Linked DNA regions of Mus musculus: region 2 is linked to region 1. The links are chromatin loops, found by intact Hi-C in ENCODE. Cell type or tissue: heart. All regions are shown on one strand.

Region 1 (8,000 bases):
GATTTCTGCAAACAACAACAGAAAGAAACAGTCATCAAACACGATAATCTAGGGTCAGGTAAATGAAAACTATTTTTATACATGTACAGTCAGGTGAGGACAAACCAGTAAGAGCAGACATGAATGGGTGATGGGGAGAGGGCTCAGGGAAGTACAAGACACACTGTATAGAAGAGTTGACCAGCCACCTTCCCTGAAGCACATGTGGAAGGCTCACCTACAAGAGACACCGGAAAACAGCAATGGCCAGAATGCTTATAGCAGAGAAGACAAAGGAACAAGTGCATTCTGGGGACAAATAAACACGGGCATCACTTAAGAACTGATAACTTTGTGAGGAGGAAGAGTGAGATGGGCAAAGAAGTCATTTCTGGTAACAAAAACAGTAGCTCTCAGTTCTAGCAGCTGCAAAGTTTAAGATCAAGACATTGGAATCTGGTGAAGGCTTTCTTGCTGCAACATTGGTTCAAGTGTGTGTGTGTGTGTGTGTGTGTGTGTGTGTGTGTGTGTGTGTGTGTGTAAGAAAGAGAGAGACAGAGACACACAGAGAGACAGAAACAGAGAGAGGGAGACAAAGACAGAGAGACAGAGAGAAAGAAGCACACTCATCCTTCGATAAGGATCTCACTCCTTTAATAATGACTCCACGTCTATAATAACAGCAGTATCCACTCAACACAGCAAATCTCTTATGGTCTCATATACTGCCATTAGGTCCTGCCTCCAAATAATGTGGAACTGAGGACTAGGTTTCTAACACATTGCTTCTGAAAGGACACATTCAAGTCATAGCAAAGCTGCTGGTATTATTACTATATTAAACTCCAAATTATACTACACAGCCATAGTGACAAAGAACACAGCTGGTATTATCACTATACTAGACTCTAAATTATACTACAGAGCCATAGTGACAAAGCCACCATAGTACTGACACAAAAAGAGACACACGTAGACTGATGGAACAGTTCTATCTAGAAATAAGCCCACAGCTATGGCTAACTAGTAGCTGACAAAAATGCCGTGTGCACTTTGCTTTGGTTTAATCCTTCCCCTACTCACCCTCCTGTTTCAGGCTGTGCACCTCTACCCGGGGTTAACCTCCTTTCCACTCTCGTGCCACAGCACTGATCACTCTCTCCACTCTCTTTCCTCAAAAACTGCTTTTTCCTCTCGCATGGTTTGACAAAGATGTCAAATATATAATACACTGGGAAAAAGCAGCCTATTCTACCCATGGTACCAGCCAAGTTGAGTATCTATTTGCACACACAAAAAATCAGACACACTCATATTCCAATTCTAAACAAGGCTGAGAATTTATTTTAAAACCTTAAGTGCTGAAACTCCTGGAGGAAAACTAAGAACAATTCCAGGAATAGGTGAGCATTTTCTGAAAGGACTGCAATGACAAATGGGATTACAAAAAGAATGACAATGCTTCTCTACAGCAAAATAAACAGATACACTACAGCAAGTAGAAAATCTTTACCAGGTACACTTCAGGCAGGGTGTTAATAGCTAGAATATAAAAAGAACCAAATACCCAGAGAGACACAGAAACAGACACAGAGAGACAGGCACACACATATACACACACAGACAGAGAGGAATACAAACAGACATACACACCAATGTTGACACACACATGCACACGCGCGCACGCGCACGTGCACACACACACACACATGGAGACACACATAGTCACAGATACAGGGGAAAGAGAGAGACAGCCAGACAGACACATAAACAGACATAAACAAAGACACACACAGACACAAAGAGAGAGACATAGACACAAATGACTGACATTTTAAAGAGTATTAAACATCTTTAGGCTTCAAGAAAATACAAATTAAAATTTAAAACAACATTGAAATCCCTCTCAGCACAATCAGAAATACTAGGATAAAAAAAAAAAAAAAACACACTCACCTCCAATAACAAAAAACACAAAGCCAAACAAACAAAAAGCATGATGGAGCTGGAGATACAGCTCAGTGGTCGGGAGCACTTGGAAGTTAAGAAATCTTCCAGAGGACCTGGATTCAACTGCTTGCACCAATGTAGTGGCTCACAACTGTTTGTAACTCCAGATCCAGGGGACCTAATGTCCTCTTTTTGTCTCCATAGGAACCATATATGCACATGCTACACAAACATGCATGCAAGCAAAACACCCATATACATACATTCCTTTTTTTAATTAAAAAAAAAAAATGATGCTATGGTAAAAAAGGAACTCTTAGTCACTGCTGGTGGGAGAATTAACTGGAGGCACAGCCACTACAGAAATCAGAAGAGATTTCTTAAAAACAAGACCAAAAAAAAAAAAAAAAGCCAACAAAATACACGTAAGAAGAGATCCACTAGGCAACCCAGATGTGCCACGTCTGAAAATGCTGGTAAAGGACTCCACCACAGGAAATTCGCACATCCATGTTTATTTCTGTTTTACTCAGAACGGAAAGACAAAGAATCAGTCTGGATCAACTGATAAATTAATAATGAGAATGTACTATAGATATACACAATAGAATTTAATTCAGCTATCTGAAGAGAAATTTATAGGGAAATTATTACTTTCCATTTATTTATTTATTTATTTATTTTATTTATTTATGTGTGTGTGGCAGGGGTGGGGGAGTTGCATTTACAGGTTTGTGTGGATGCATGTGCATTTATAGGTACACAGGTGTACAAACCAGAGTACAACTGGTGTCTTCCTTAGTCATTATCCATGTTAATTTTGGAGACAGGTTCTCCCATTGAACCTGAAGCTTACTCTATCAGCTAGGCTTCCTGACCCATGAGCTCCAGGTATCCACCCATCTCTGCACAACCCAGTACGGAGGTTACAGACAAGTGCCAATCTGTCCAGCTTTTACAGGGCTGGTTTTACAAGAGTGCATGCTTGCATTGTTGGCACATTCCTGACTGAGGCTTTTCGCCGGCTTTAGCACTGTAAGTTATTATATTGAGTCAGGTAACCTAGACTCAGAAAGACAGACACTGTATACTCTTTCTCATGGGTCTTGGCTTTTAATCTTTATAGTATGCGTTTATGTGTGTGTGTGGGGGGGGGGAGTTCATGACACTAGAAAGGTGATCAAGAGCGGGAATAAAGTAGCTTTAAGGAAGAGTTGGAGGAAAGGGTAGTAGGACGCATGTAACCTGGAATGGACAGAGGTTAGAGGGGCTGGGCGGGAAAGGAAGATCAACCAAAAGAAACTACATACAAAGTACTAGCAATAAACCCATCACTATGTGTGCTCATTGAAAACCCAAACAGATAGAGCAAAGAAAACACTAATAGGAAAAAATAGTTCACAGAGAAAAGCCAAAGACAGTGGCACACTGATCAGTGAGGATGGAAACGTGTCCATGTTGCTGCAGCGCGGCAGTGGTTAGCGCTCTGGCCTGCAGGGAAGAGAGTGTGCAAGGAAGGGATAGGTTTTCAGACTCAGTGTGTCCTGCTATAACACAATGGAGGCACCAATGGGAAGGCTCTGCGGAGAAAGCCTTCACAGACAGTTCCGCTGATCTGAGTTGGATCGCTGCATCCCACAAGGTGGCAGGAGAGAACTGACTCCTGAGAACTGTCCTCTGACCTCTAAATGCACAATAACTGTAAACCCTAATAAGTGCCTAATAAGTGGTGGCAAACTTATCGGGTACACGCATAATCTTCTTTAAGAAAATTGAGAATCCCAAAACATTCCTTATTTAATCCCAAACCTTTATCGTACTGCTAATCTTCTGAACAAAATACCTAACTCAATTATCTTCATCTTAAATGAAGATTAAGGACAGTGTTTTATACTTCTTCCCCATTGTCCCATCTAGTAATCCCACGATGACATAGGGAAGGCAAAATCTTCCTTTATATCATAGTACATACATTGAGGTCTTTTTACCTGCTTTATATAAGTGTGTGTGTGTGTGTGTGTGTGTGTGTGTGTGTATGTGTGTGTGTGTGACTATACATATATATTCATATTCTACATCAGTCTGGTATCTCTTTTGGAAGACAAGTATGCATGCAGATGAAAATGTAAATTATAGCCTTGAAGATCAAGTTGAGTGCCGTTGCATTTATAATAATACTATCCAAGCACAGTAAAGGAGAGGCTGCTATGAGCTGGGGTTGAGAAGGAAACACTTATGCAGCTGGTAGATGTAAATTAGGGCTTGAAAACTCTGACAGGCAGAGATGAGGCTTGGAAATGCCTGAGTTCAACAACAGTTATGCATCTCAGGAGAGCCAGGGGCTCACGACAATGATTTAATGAGCAAAGTCTCCAACTCTGCTCTTATTTGCCTTCAGTTCGGCCATGACCAGCATGTAGTTTTGTTTTGTTTTGTTTTGTTTTGTTTTGTTTTGTTTTGTTTTGTTTTGTTTCTTTCTTGAATTTCCTTAATTAACTTCTTTAATTACATTGCATAGGCACAAGCCTCTGTAATCATATCCCCTTTCAATTGTTGACAATCTCCAGTTCACTCCACACTCTTAGCACCTGTCCAGATTTCCAGCCTCATTTATGAAGACCTTCCCACCGCACTATGCTCTTCCTACACACCACCTCTTCCCATGTGGTGTTCATGGTTTTCTAGCACTCTGCATATTAGGGCAGACGGCTTCTCTCTCTCAAAGACCCAGGTCGTCCAATACTATCCATTACCCCCTGCATTTTTCTCTCTTACACTAACTTGCCATTTATACCACACAAACTGGATCTAAGACCTCCAACAACAGTAGACACTTTACCCTCCTCGGAAGCTTCCTTGGTTCAAAGTCTCTCGTGCTCAGGACTCTAAATCATAATTTACTGCTTGGAAACAATCAGTCTACAACAGCAAAGAAAAGAATTGGCTGCCATCAGAGATTAAGGCAATCTGATTCTAGATAAATGTTTATTTAAATTCCCTACTTTTTTTTCTCAGTGGCATCAAGGAATATGGAGAAAGAAAAGGGGAAGGGTGGGGAAGAGGTGAGGAGATGGGGAGGGCGAATGATGGGCAAACAGGAAGAGGATTGGGGTCTGCTGAATGAGTCAGGCCTGAGCAGCTCAAGAGGAGGTCCTTGTGGAATGGAGCTGAAGAGTACTGCCTCTACCCTTGAAGGAAATCAACAATCCCAGAGCAAGTGGATCTGTGTGACCTTCAAAAGACATTCCGTCGTAGTAAAACGAAAGCATGAACTTACCTCTGGAGAAAACCTGAATTTTCTCCTGAGACTCAGATGGTCTATATGTTTCAGAAACCTAACAGTGCCTGCCTTTAAAGATCGCTTGGTAATTAGCCAACTGGAAAATTCTAAATAAGGTACTATGACAGTAGTGGCTAGAGCTTAACAAAAAAAAAAAAAAAAAAAAGCACACTTGGGCCCGGGTAGATAGCTCAGTGTGTAAAGTGCTTATTATACAAGCATGGGAACCTAAATTTATTCCCCAGAACTCATATAAAAAACTCACAGTGTTAGCAAAGACAGGAGACTCTCTGGAATTGCTAGTCAGTAAGTCTAAGAGAATCAGTTACACCGAAGGTCCTAACCTCGGTGGAAACCTTAACTGGAAAAAGCCAGGTAAATGGCAGTGAGAAATGAAAGATTGTCTTCGGGCTGCACATAAGCATGCACACATACATGTATACACCTCCACCCCTTCCCACAAAAACGCTTGGCTGCGGCTCGGTGGTAGAAAGCACACTTTCAGAACCCCATTCTTACTTATTTCACTTTCCCTGTAGAGTAATGCTTTGTTCATTCAGAGATGACAGGCAGTTACCATGTAGTAACAACCCCAGGGTCAGACCTAAATTCTTCCACTTCCAGCAAACGCTGGCCCCTTCCCAGCATTGTGTACAGGAAGTGCACAGTATCTTTAGTACTAAGCTGGACTTTATGTTGAGTGTGTCTTACAAAAAGAGAAATAAAACTTTACCAATAAGTGTAAGATCACTAAATTCACACTTTTCCATGTGAATGGTGAGAGCTAACATAATTTAAGAGTAAAGAATTATCTAAACCAGTAGAGGAACACCATGGGCAAAATGTGTATGTTTTAGGTACCCGGAGGAACTGCACAAAAAAAAAAAAAAAAGGTATATTAAGAAGTGACATTTAAATTAGATCTCAAAGCACAGATGAGGACATAATAGGTAGATCAAAATTATATCTATATAACTTTCATCTATCTATTCATCTGTACCTCATAATTAGATAGATAGATAGATAGATAGATAGATAGATAGATAGATAGATAGATAGATAGATAGATAATACTGATATAAATAATATAGATAGATGTATTTAATAGATGGTAATAAAGATGTACTGGGCCTGGGTTATTTGCCAGGCTATAGAGCTTGATTTTCCTCTACTGCCACCACTTGAAGGTGACACTGAAGAAGACAGCTAAAGAGACATGGCATAGTGTCCACGAGAGACCCTGCCTCAAAAAGATAAGGTGTATGTATGACACTTGAGGTTGCTTTCTGGCCTCAATGCAAACGGACACACTCATATATACAACCAGCCCCCACACATACAAGTCAAACACACATGAAAAATGCCCATGAGAGATTCCGTTTCTTCTATAAGAAAATGCATGTCTTATGTAACAAAGAAGATTAATACATTCAATTAATAATGTCATGGCTTGAGAAAGAGACACTTGCGTGGCCCTTACCCAGGTTTCTAATAAGGACAGGATGCTAACAGTGAAAGGACCATTTAGAAAGCTGATTTCCTTTCATCGTGCCTGTTAAGTGTTTACTTAATTCACATCCTGTGTGACCCTATGGGAAAATTTTTAACTACTGCTGGGGAAATCCCATAGGGTTACGCAGGATGTGAACTGGGCTTGTGCTGAACCACCTTCAGCTTGAAAAATAAACTGGACGAGGTGAGTTTCACTTTCTGTTTGTCATAAATTCCACACTCTACCTCCTAAAGTTCACATTCACAGAGCATCGGCCTCTCTGGATGGCAGGCCAACAGAAGGCCTGCGTTCTCACTGGATCTTTCAAATAAAACTTGTAGAAAGAATATTCCTGTTCTACAAGCGGCACAAGAGGCAAGTCAGTGCCGTCGATCAAAGGCAGTCAGTGGAGCACTCCCAGAATGCTCCTGCATACCTGCAGCACACACAGGCCAGCTGCGCCTTTCCAGTTCCTGTGAAGAATGCACAGCAAACCACTTCCCCTATAGAAAGAAAGAAAAAAAAAAAAAAAAAAAGCAGCCCAACTTACTTGCTGATGGAAACAGTGTCATACTTTCCACTGGCCAAGCTTGAAACCATTACTGATTTAACCTTCATTAATTTTTCCACAACGATTTGCAGAAATGTCAGGAAGCAGCTGTATGAAGACTGATTAATTATCCTTATCATGGCTACTTCGCCAGGCACTTGTACCCCCCCCCCCCACTCCTATTGATACATGTATGTGTAGAAATATCTAAATATATATTCTAGCATGAAAATGAAAGTCAGCCCTTTGTCCTCTGTTGGTTGAGATGGGTGGTATGGGATGTGTTACTCTGAAAATCTAGATTGATCTGCGCTGTCTTTCAAGGGCCCAAATCTGGATCTGGAGGCAACCCCATGAAATTTGGGACAGTAGCCATGAAGGAAAAGCTTGCTTCCTGCCGATTACTCAGATCTGTTCAAACAGACGCTAATGGATTCATGTCTTAGAGCAACACTGCATGTGTTAGTCAATCACAGAGGCTCGAATTCACTTCCGAAATGTGAATTAGAAAATCAAATGCCCTTTCTCTACTTTTTTTTTCAACTTTTCTTTCCTGCCTCATCATTTTAGATTGCAGGGTACCATCTGTCTCACCCCATCAAAGAACACGCTCTGCATGCCTGGCACAGACGAGGGAGCAGCACACCTCACAGCCCCACGTGTCAACCGCCGAGCATCGTTAAGGCAGGTTCGCCACCCAGTCTGGCCATCTGGGTGACTGGTTCAAGCAAGTTTGGCTTCTCGGGCAG
Region 2 (8,000 bases), 110 kb after region 1:
ACTCTTAAAGGCACTTCAGATCTCAGACTGATAAGTAGAGCCTACAGGTTAAGTGCTGGTGAAAATCATTCTGCATCAAGTGGGCTGCTTGCCACCTCCCCCTAAAATGTCTCCTCTTGTAAATCAATAGGGTGATGCAATTTTTTTTTAAAGACTCTCATTAGATGAAAAGCAGTTTGTCAATGACTAACACAGTAAGTGGAGCACCAGGCCTGCAGGACTGCCAAGCATCCTGTGTCTCTCAGTACTTCCATTTAATAAACATTTATTGTGCACCTATTATGCTTACATTTCATTTTCAGAAGCTCAGGTATTGTTTCGTTGTTGCTGAATTTAAAATTACTTGACAAAGAGAATGCTGAAACTTGGCCAGGAATGTAAAATGCATCTGACACCCGAGAGATGACCACAACATTTTTCTCCTACTGCTCCTCCATTCAGCGCCTGTACATGGAGCCAGAGCTCAGGGTGGGGCATGGCTGGAGGCATCGGCGATAATGCGAGGACGGAGCAAACTCAGCCCTGATTGCAAGGTTCCTTAGGTACAGTAGAGAGCAAACCCTTTGTATAAGAAAATAAAAGTGTTCCAATAAATCACTTAAAGAAGCTTTAATTACGTTTTAAAAATGTTTCAAATTATAATTCTAAGTTCTTCTGCAGTGTTTTTATGATTTATTTTTTATTATTTATTTTATTTCCCTCCAAGAATGTAACTTCCCAGCTTAGAGTTGAAAAGACATCTTCTATTGCTCTCGGGGGAGCTGTCAGGCAGCTCTATGAAGGCATGTGAGCTTTCTGCACCATAGAAAGTATTTCCTCTGGCTGGAGAGATGGCTTAGTGGTTAAGAGCACTGACTGCTCTTCCAGAGCTCCTGAGTTCAATTCCCAGCAACCACAGGGTGGCTCACAACCATCTGTAATGGGATCCGATGCCCTCTTCTGGTGTGTCTGAAGACAGCTACAGTGTATTCATATACATACATACATACATACATACATACATACATACATACATACAAACATACATACATACAATCTTTTTTTAAAAAAAAAGTATTTCCTCCAAACTAGGCATATCTATTCATGGATGAAATGAAGCACATATATTTGAGCCACAAATATAGATCAAATGTTGGTTTGGATAAATATTATAAAAATTCTAATTTGGTACCACTCAGAAGGGCTCCTCATAAAATGGTTTTCACACAAGTGTATGTTACTCTCCTGACAATTATGAGATTTAGTTAATGAGTCTAAGGATCCTACTTAGCACCTCGAACAAGAAGGTGCATAAAAACTGGAGATTATTGTTAATTCAAATCTGGAGTAATTGATCCTTATTAATCGACTACTAAATAAATATCTGCATAATGCTAATGTCATACACGGACAAGCTGGATTTAGAAGTGGTTAAATCATACAGAAAAGCAATGGACAATGGGCTCAAACATAGTGTAACCTCAAAGATGAAATTCACATGTACTTCAATAGTTTACAGGACATCCAATGTACCTCCTGCCTATGTCAGTACAAGGACAAGAAAATCACCTCCCAAATTTAATCTTTTACTAATGTAACATTCTTCTATTCCACTGAGATTTTAATTCCCATGGTCTTGTTTGCTCTTCAAATTGTTAAACAATCAAGATTGCATCATGGGTGCAGCTGAGTGGTAGCAAGCTTGCCTAACATTCTTTAGGCTCTGTGTTTGATAAGGTGTGCTAGCATGTGGTAATGCCTACACAATGATGTCAGCCCCCCTCAACTACAACTTGCCCTGATTTTTATGCTCCAAGTTTATTTCCCTGAGTAGCCTTCTATAATCTGTAGAAGTTCAAAAGAAACAAAACTATCCTCCCACAGATACACACCAGAAAGAAAAAAACAAGCAAGCAAGCAAACAAACAAACCAAAGACATGATTTCAAGACCCACAGGTCTTACTTAAAACTCTTCTCAAATAGCCTTAAAGTTCTTCACTGCATAAATCAGTTGACAGTTCCCAAGGCTAATGACATCATATGCTACACACATGGGCTAATCATGTGAGGACATTTAAGCTACGCTTTCAAAAGCATAGGTCAGTGTAGCAGAACACAGAGAGTAAAGTGCGTGTTCCACAATATTCCTGGGGTTTAATAGAAACTACTACACAGTATTTTCATCTAACTAAAACTCTGTCAAGTGTTTGACATAAGAAACCTCAGTAGACCTCCCAGTGAACTTTGGCATTTTGGCCGTGTGGCCAGAAGAACAGTCTCCCATGACAAAGCCTATTCATGAGTCAGCCAGGGAAATAAGCACAATGCTTGCTTAGCTGACGGCTCTTCCCTTTATCGTACTGGCAAGCATGCGCGACACGGGCATCCGCGGTACTAAATTATAGATTGTATATCGTTCTAAAATGCAGTTTCAAGGGTTATGTAAACATGTCTTATTAATAAGCCTAGGTTGACGTGCTTTGGTTTCCGTTGTTTGAAGTCTACCAGGGAGAAAGAGATCAGCAAAATATCTGCAAATTCGAGATAATACATCCACAGCTACTGATGTATTACTGTCCTAAGTTTGCAAAATGGTTCATATTTAAAAAAAAAAAACACACAGAAAGAAAAGAAAACCTCACTTTACCTAAACAATGGCTTAAATGACTATGAAGGGGTCTGTCCTGCAGGGTCCCCAGGCCTGATATTTAGGTTTTGCCCCAGATGCCCTTGTCAGTATTTCCACAACAAAGTCAAAGGTGGCCTTTGGAAGGAGGGTTAAAGAGGAGGCTTCCTGTCAGGGCTTTACAACAGAGAATCAACAGAGGCCCTGTGAGGTCAGCATTATTCAGCACTGGGGCCTCCTTTCCGGGACCCCTCCGGATGCTCGGGGTCCCCAGGCTGGGCGGTCCGCGGCCAGTGCTCACCCTGGCTTTCCGCCCAGGCAGCCCCTGCCAGGCCTTGCACCCAGAGCCCTTGCGCAACCAGGGTGCTCCGCATGGGCCCCGAAACTAGGCCGGCTGCTAGAGCAGCGAGCCCCACTTTCTCCAGGCAGGAAGTGGGGAGGCGGAGAGCATTTCCTGTTGTGCACTGACAGCCAGGGAGACGTCATCGCAGTCAGCGCCTTCGGATGGCCGCCCCTGGGCCAAAGGTCAGCTGCCGGCAGGGCGGGGGCTCGCAGGCGGGGGCGTGCGCTGAGACTCCCGCTGCAACGCTGCGCCTCCCGGGTCTGCAGTCCCACAAGAGGCCACCTGACGCCTTACGGTCCTGCAGGACTCAACTCCCGCCCACCAACCCCCGCCCGGCCCCAGCAAGAAGAGGCATGCATCTTCAGAGGCTGAAGAAGCACTTTCCTTGCCCGATCCTGATTGCAGTTTCCCTAATAGGACTCTCTACCAGGAATCTTTTTTTTGTTTGTTTTGTTTTGTTTTGTTTTGTTTTTCGAGACAGGGTTTCTCTGTATAGCCCTGGCTGTTCTGGAACTCACTTTGTAGACCAGGCTGGCCTCAAACTCAGAAATCCACCTGCCTCTGCCTCCCAAGTGCTGGGATTAAAGGCGTCCGCCACCACACCTGGCTACCAGGAATCTTTTAAAGCATCAAAAGTTGCCTGCCCTCCCCCTTCCTCCCCTCGAGCCCCACTTTTTATCTCCAATATTGATTCCTTAAACAACTGACACATGGCAGAAATGAAAGCTGATTTCCATACTGCGCACCTCCAATGAAGTCGAAGACAAACAGGAAATGCTATGTTCTCATTAAATACCCACTGCACAGCATAAACTTCCACCTACTGAGGTCTTTAATGCTCGTAATTTATTTCTTAAAAGTCTCCTAAGATCTATTTGGTCTTGCTCTTACCCTGGATAATAACAACAAAAAACAGGACCAAAATATTTTAAGGGAAAAATGATCGATTTATAGTTTTTAAGCCACTGATTTTTTTTTTTCTTTAGCCTCAATTTCCAGACTTGTATTTCGTTTCAAGCCATAACCATGATAACCCTGGGTAATTCTACAAGTCAGTGGGTTAAGGTTAACAGTGGTTAAAAATAAGACCATAAGGTATTGTATAATTATTATGAAATAAAAACTGAAATAGTTTCCTTTCAGTTTGCTAATGAGATAGATTGTTAATTACAAGAAAAAATGATAACTTCTGTTCTCATGACAAACCAGTATGAAGGCACTGAACCACCGTCTCTAACATTTCAACTATGCAGTGTTTCGCAGGACATGATAAGAGACATTTACAGCCTTACATGATGACCTTCAGCAATGGTAATTTCTCAATATAAATCTTTGGAGTAGCAGGTCTTCCTCACTAACTGAAGCGGGGAGGCAGCAGTATACACACAGGTAAGCTGAATGAGAAATATCTATCTGCTCAATTTGCTATGAACCTTAAGCTGATCTAAGACATGATTTTTTAAACATATTTAGGGTTCTGTATACATTATTTAAGAAACAACTTCTCTAGCTAGGTGACCTAAAACTTGTGATCCTCCTGCCTCTAGCTTTTTAGTGTTGAGATAATAGGTATGTACCATTGCGATGCAGGGATCAAACCAGGTACAGTCTCCACCAGCTGAGCTGCAAGTCAGATCCACCACCTTCCCTTTGTTAAAGGGTACTAATTTTTTTATGCTAAATGGGCATAAACATGGAATCTGATGAATGTCAACTGCCATATTCAATCCTCACTGTCTAAGGCAATATCAAAGGATGCCATTATAGTGACCCAAAACCAATGTGTCTTTGACCACTCTTGTCTTTTCACCTTAACACCCTAAGAAAAAAGTAGGGTTTTTGCATCATCAGTTTAAATTTGCGTATAATTTACATAATATTAAAATATTCCATTTACTCAGCACATAATTAAACTGTCAGTCAGAAATAAGCTCTGAGTATTTAAATGTCCACTCAGCTGGGGAGCCAACAGACTTGTAAAGACCTGAACTATGCTCTATGTTACCTCTGCTCTGCTTCAGGGAGGCGATGCCTTACAGTGACTCTTGGCAGGGTCTAAGAGATAATCATTCCAAATTCCTTGTTTCCTTAGCATGGACACAACAACTTATAAAGTAAGTTTTCGATTCATTTTATCTTTATATGTATGGGTATTTTGTCTGCACCGCATGCATACAGTAACCACGGGTCAGAAAAAGGCACCGGATGCCCTGCAAGTAGATTAGGGATGGTTGTGAGCCACCACGAGGGTGCTGGGAACCAAACCAAAGTTCTCTGCAAGAGCAATAGGTGCTCTTAACCACAGAGTCATTCTCCAGACACAGACAGAGATACACACACAGCAACGTTTAAATCCCAACAGTGTCGAAGCATCCATCCTTGCATAGGGGAGGGAGCCTAATGTATCCGATCCCATGAAAACCTTCCGTGTTTTGTCCGTCTCCTGAGTGATCCCTCTCCTAGGAGTTTCAACACGTACCCCCATCTCAAGTGTTGTTTTATTGAGTAAGTCTGCCCTAAACATTTCTTTTGTTTTTCTTTTTTCTTTTTATGAGTGCGGATTGTTACTTACTCTTTCAAATCATGTCACTGGTATAAAATTAACAAGCCATAAGTTACAAGTGACTGCCCAAATACTATCTAGGGTCAGTGAAGATTTTATTCAAGCCTCATGCTCTCTGGTTTATATTATGTTCCTGATGATGACTCTGGAAAGAACAAAGGGGATGGTTAAAAATTCTCCTGTTTTATAATCCTAATTATGGACTAAATGAAAGTAATACTATTATAAGTTTAGCACAGACTGAAGATAGAAAGACCAGTATAGCAGCAATAAAGCATATCAACTTGTGAATAAACATATTAATTGTGAACACAGACCATAATATTGAACTATGGCGTCTTCTGGTTCAAGGTGCTTTTTCTGCTACATGAAAAAGAACAAATGAATGGGAAATACAAAGATACTGTACGGGATAACTGATTTCACACCTTCTCTTTAGAAACAGGGTAGGTAGCAAGGCAAACTAAAGCAGGTGTGACTTAGTCCCCCAGGACTACAAGGTGTCCAAGCACCATTTGTCTCCCGGCTCAGTGGTACCAGGATGAGGGTCCACCACCATCCCTTCAGACCTTACAGCTCTAGAAAGCTGTTAATATATGTTCAATTAGTGACAGGGTTAAGAAGCACACCAGTGTGTGACAGCTCACCTCCTTCGTCAGCCGCCATTTAACATTTCAGAACGGTAACTTTTAATTATAATTTATTTTATACATGCTAATAAAATTTAAATTATAGCTAAACCTAAACTATAATAATGGTTGAACATTGGTATCCTCACACACACTGAACGAATCCTGAAAATTAATGACACATATACTACGTGGTGTTTACACTATCCCCACGCAGAGTACACTTCTCCAAAAGCTAAAAATGTGAAGAAAGTTCAAACAGGATAATCTCCATAATCATTAAGAAATCTAAACTCAAAGTACCTATTCAGGAAATGAGAACTCTCAACTCCAGTAATATAGAGTCACTAACTCTATTATGAGGCTAATATATCATTTTTCAATATAGATTCATTTGTTCTATGACATGCATGCCTGCTTAAATATCGACTTCCCTGGCTATTCATCTTATCTACTAAGCAATGTAAGCAGGTAAATTCAAACTAGTTTTCCAGTAGACACCATAGGTAGTGCAGAGTTTAAGTCATAATATTTTAAGGTTGTTGCAAAGATGCAAAAAGAGCTACATATTATACTGCACTGTATTGGGGGGGGGGGTCACACGATTAATGTGCATGCATGAAATTCTTCCAATATTCTGCATCCTCATTTTTAATGAGCAGAAAACATTAGTTTACCTTATCTTAAAGAGATAATAAATTAATCTGAGCATGCCATTGGTATGTTTCAGAGGTAGGGAAGTGCAAAGGGGCAGGCCTGACTTACACCAGAGTGGACATCAAAGGATCCATCATCCACCTCTCTGCCTTTAAAACTGAAGTCATTATTTTGAGACAGCCACCCCATTTCAAGACAGGCAGTATATTCTAATGGCAAGCCGACACAGAACCAGTGTCTTTCATGTCCTGCTATTTATAAACGCAATCGGATTTCCTGCATAGGAATTTCTAGATACCTTCCTTTCGCCCGTTTATTGGTTGCACCTTTTTCAACTGTGCTTGCCAAGTTATGAGGATCAAACTCTGGCCCAGTATAGCTCTCCCTTCCTATGGTTTGGGGTAGTGGAATGCAGGCTCTTGAGAGAACTGTCTTCAGGTCTCTTTTCAGCCTGCATATAAGCATTTGATGCTGTCCTCAAAGCAGGGCCTTTCTGAGCACACTGCTGACTGCTGGCGCTTCCCTGTACTGTGGTGTTTATGCCTGTCAAATCAAGGCCTCACTCAAGCATCCCCTTCTTCCAAGAAATCTCTCCCGCATCCTCCACCAAGGGTTATTCTGCACCTTGTTAATGTATCATTTCGGCCTCTCTGCTGGTACTTCACCAGTCTCTTTTAAAAATAGCTTCCTTTCCTTTCTTTTCTGAAGCAAGCTAGAGCATACAGGGTTTGAGGACGGCAATGAAACGCTCTATTTTCTACCAGATCATATTTATATCACACATTATTTTCCCACTCATCTTAAGTATACTAGAGCTATTCTTGCTCAAATCTGCTTGAACCTTATGACTATACAAGGTACCTCAGCTCTAGATAAGCTATCTATAAAATCTTAACAAGCATAGGCCCTTTTTATAATACATTTCTGAACCAGTTGGGGCCATCTTCTGAAGACTAAAGGAAATTGAGCAACTTATTTTTGAGATCTGATTTTAAAACGAAATCAATGCAAAACACCAGCCTGGAGTCAGTTTCAAACATGAACAATCCAATCCCGGACAAAATAATGAAAATGAACACATCCTATAAGGTACAACAACTAGAAATATTTAGCCTGGGTGAAGAAAAAGAGAATAAATAAGGTGACCATTATCACCTAAATAACTGTAGCAATGTCTGCCAGACAATGGGCAAATTTATTCT

What was found. Hi-C counts contacts between places; a loop is a spot of excess contacts. Peaks named below come from ENCODE experiments on the same cell type or tissue, not always from the same donor. Only the 100,000 strongest peaks of a DNase experiment are listed, where the experiment ranks them.
Region 2: it touches region 1 in a loop (2.2-fold over the local background); 3 of 42 quality-filtered maps call a loop at or near these places.

What each region holds. Positions count from the first base shown.
Region 1 is chr10:14,085,220-14,093,219 of GRCm38, reverse strand. The region is part of intron 2 of Hivep2 (human immunodeficiency virus type I enhancer binding protein 2); the gene reads right to left. Among named protein-coding and RNA genes, the nearest start is that of Gm51759, 38 kb to the left of the region's middle. In heart, a CTCF peak has its summit at 3,579 (motif pointing right); DNase peaks (open chromatin) are centred at 6,869 and 7,639.
Region 2 is chr10:13,978,113-13,986,112 of GRCm38, reverse strand. All of the region lies in intron 1 of Hivep2 (human immunodeficiency virus type I enhancer binding protein 2), which reads right to left. Among named protein-coding and RNA genes, the nearest start is that of Hivep2, 16 kb to the right of the region's middle. In heart, a CTCF peak has its summit at 3,216; DNase peaks (open chromatin) are centred at 2,282 and 3,022; H3K4me3 peaks cover 1,238 bases; H3K27ac peaks cover 1,744 bases.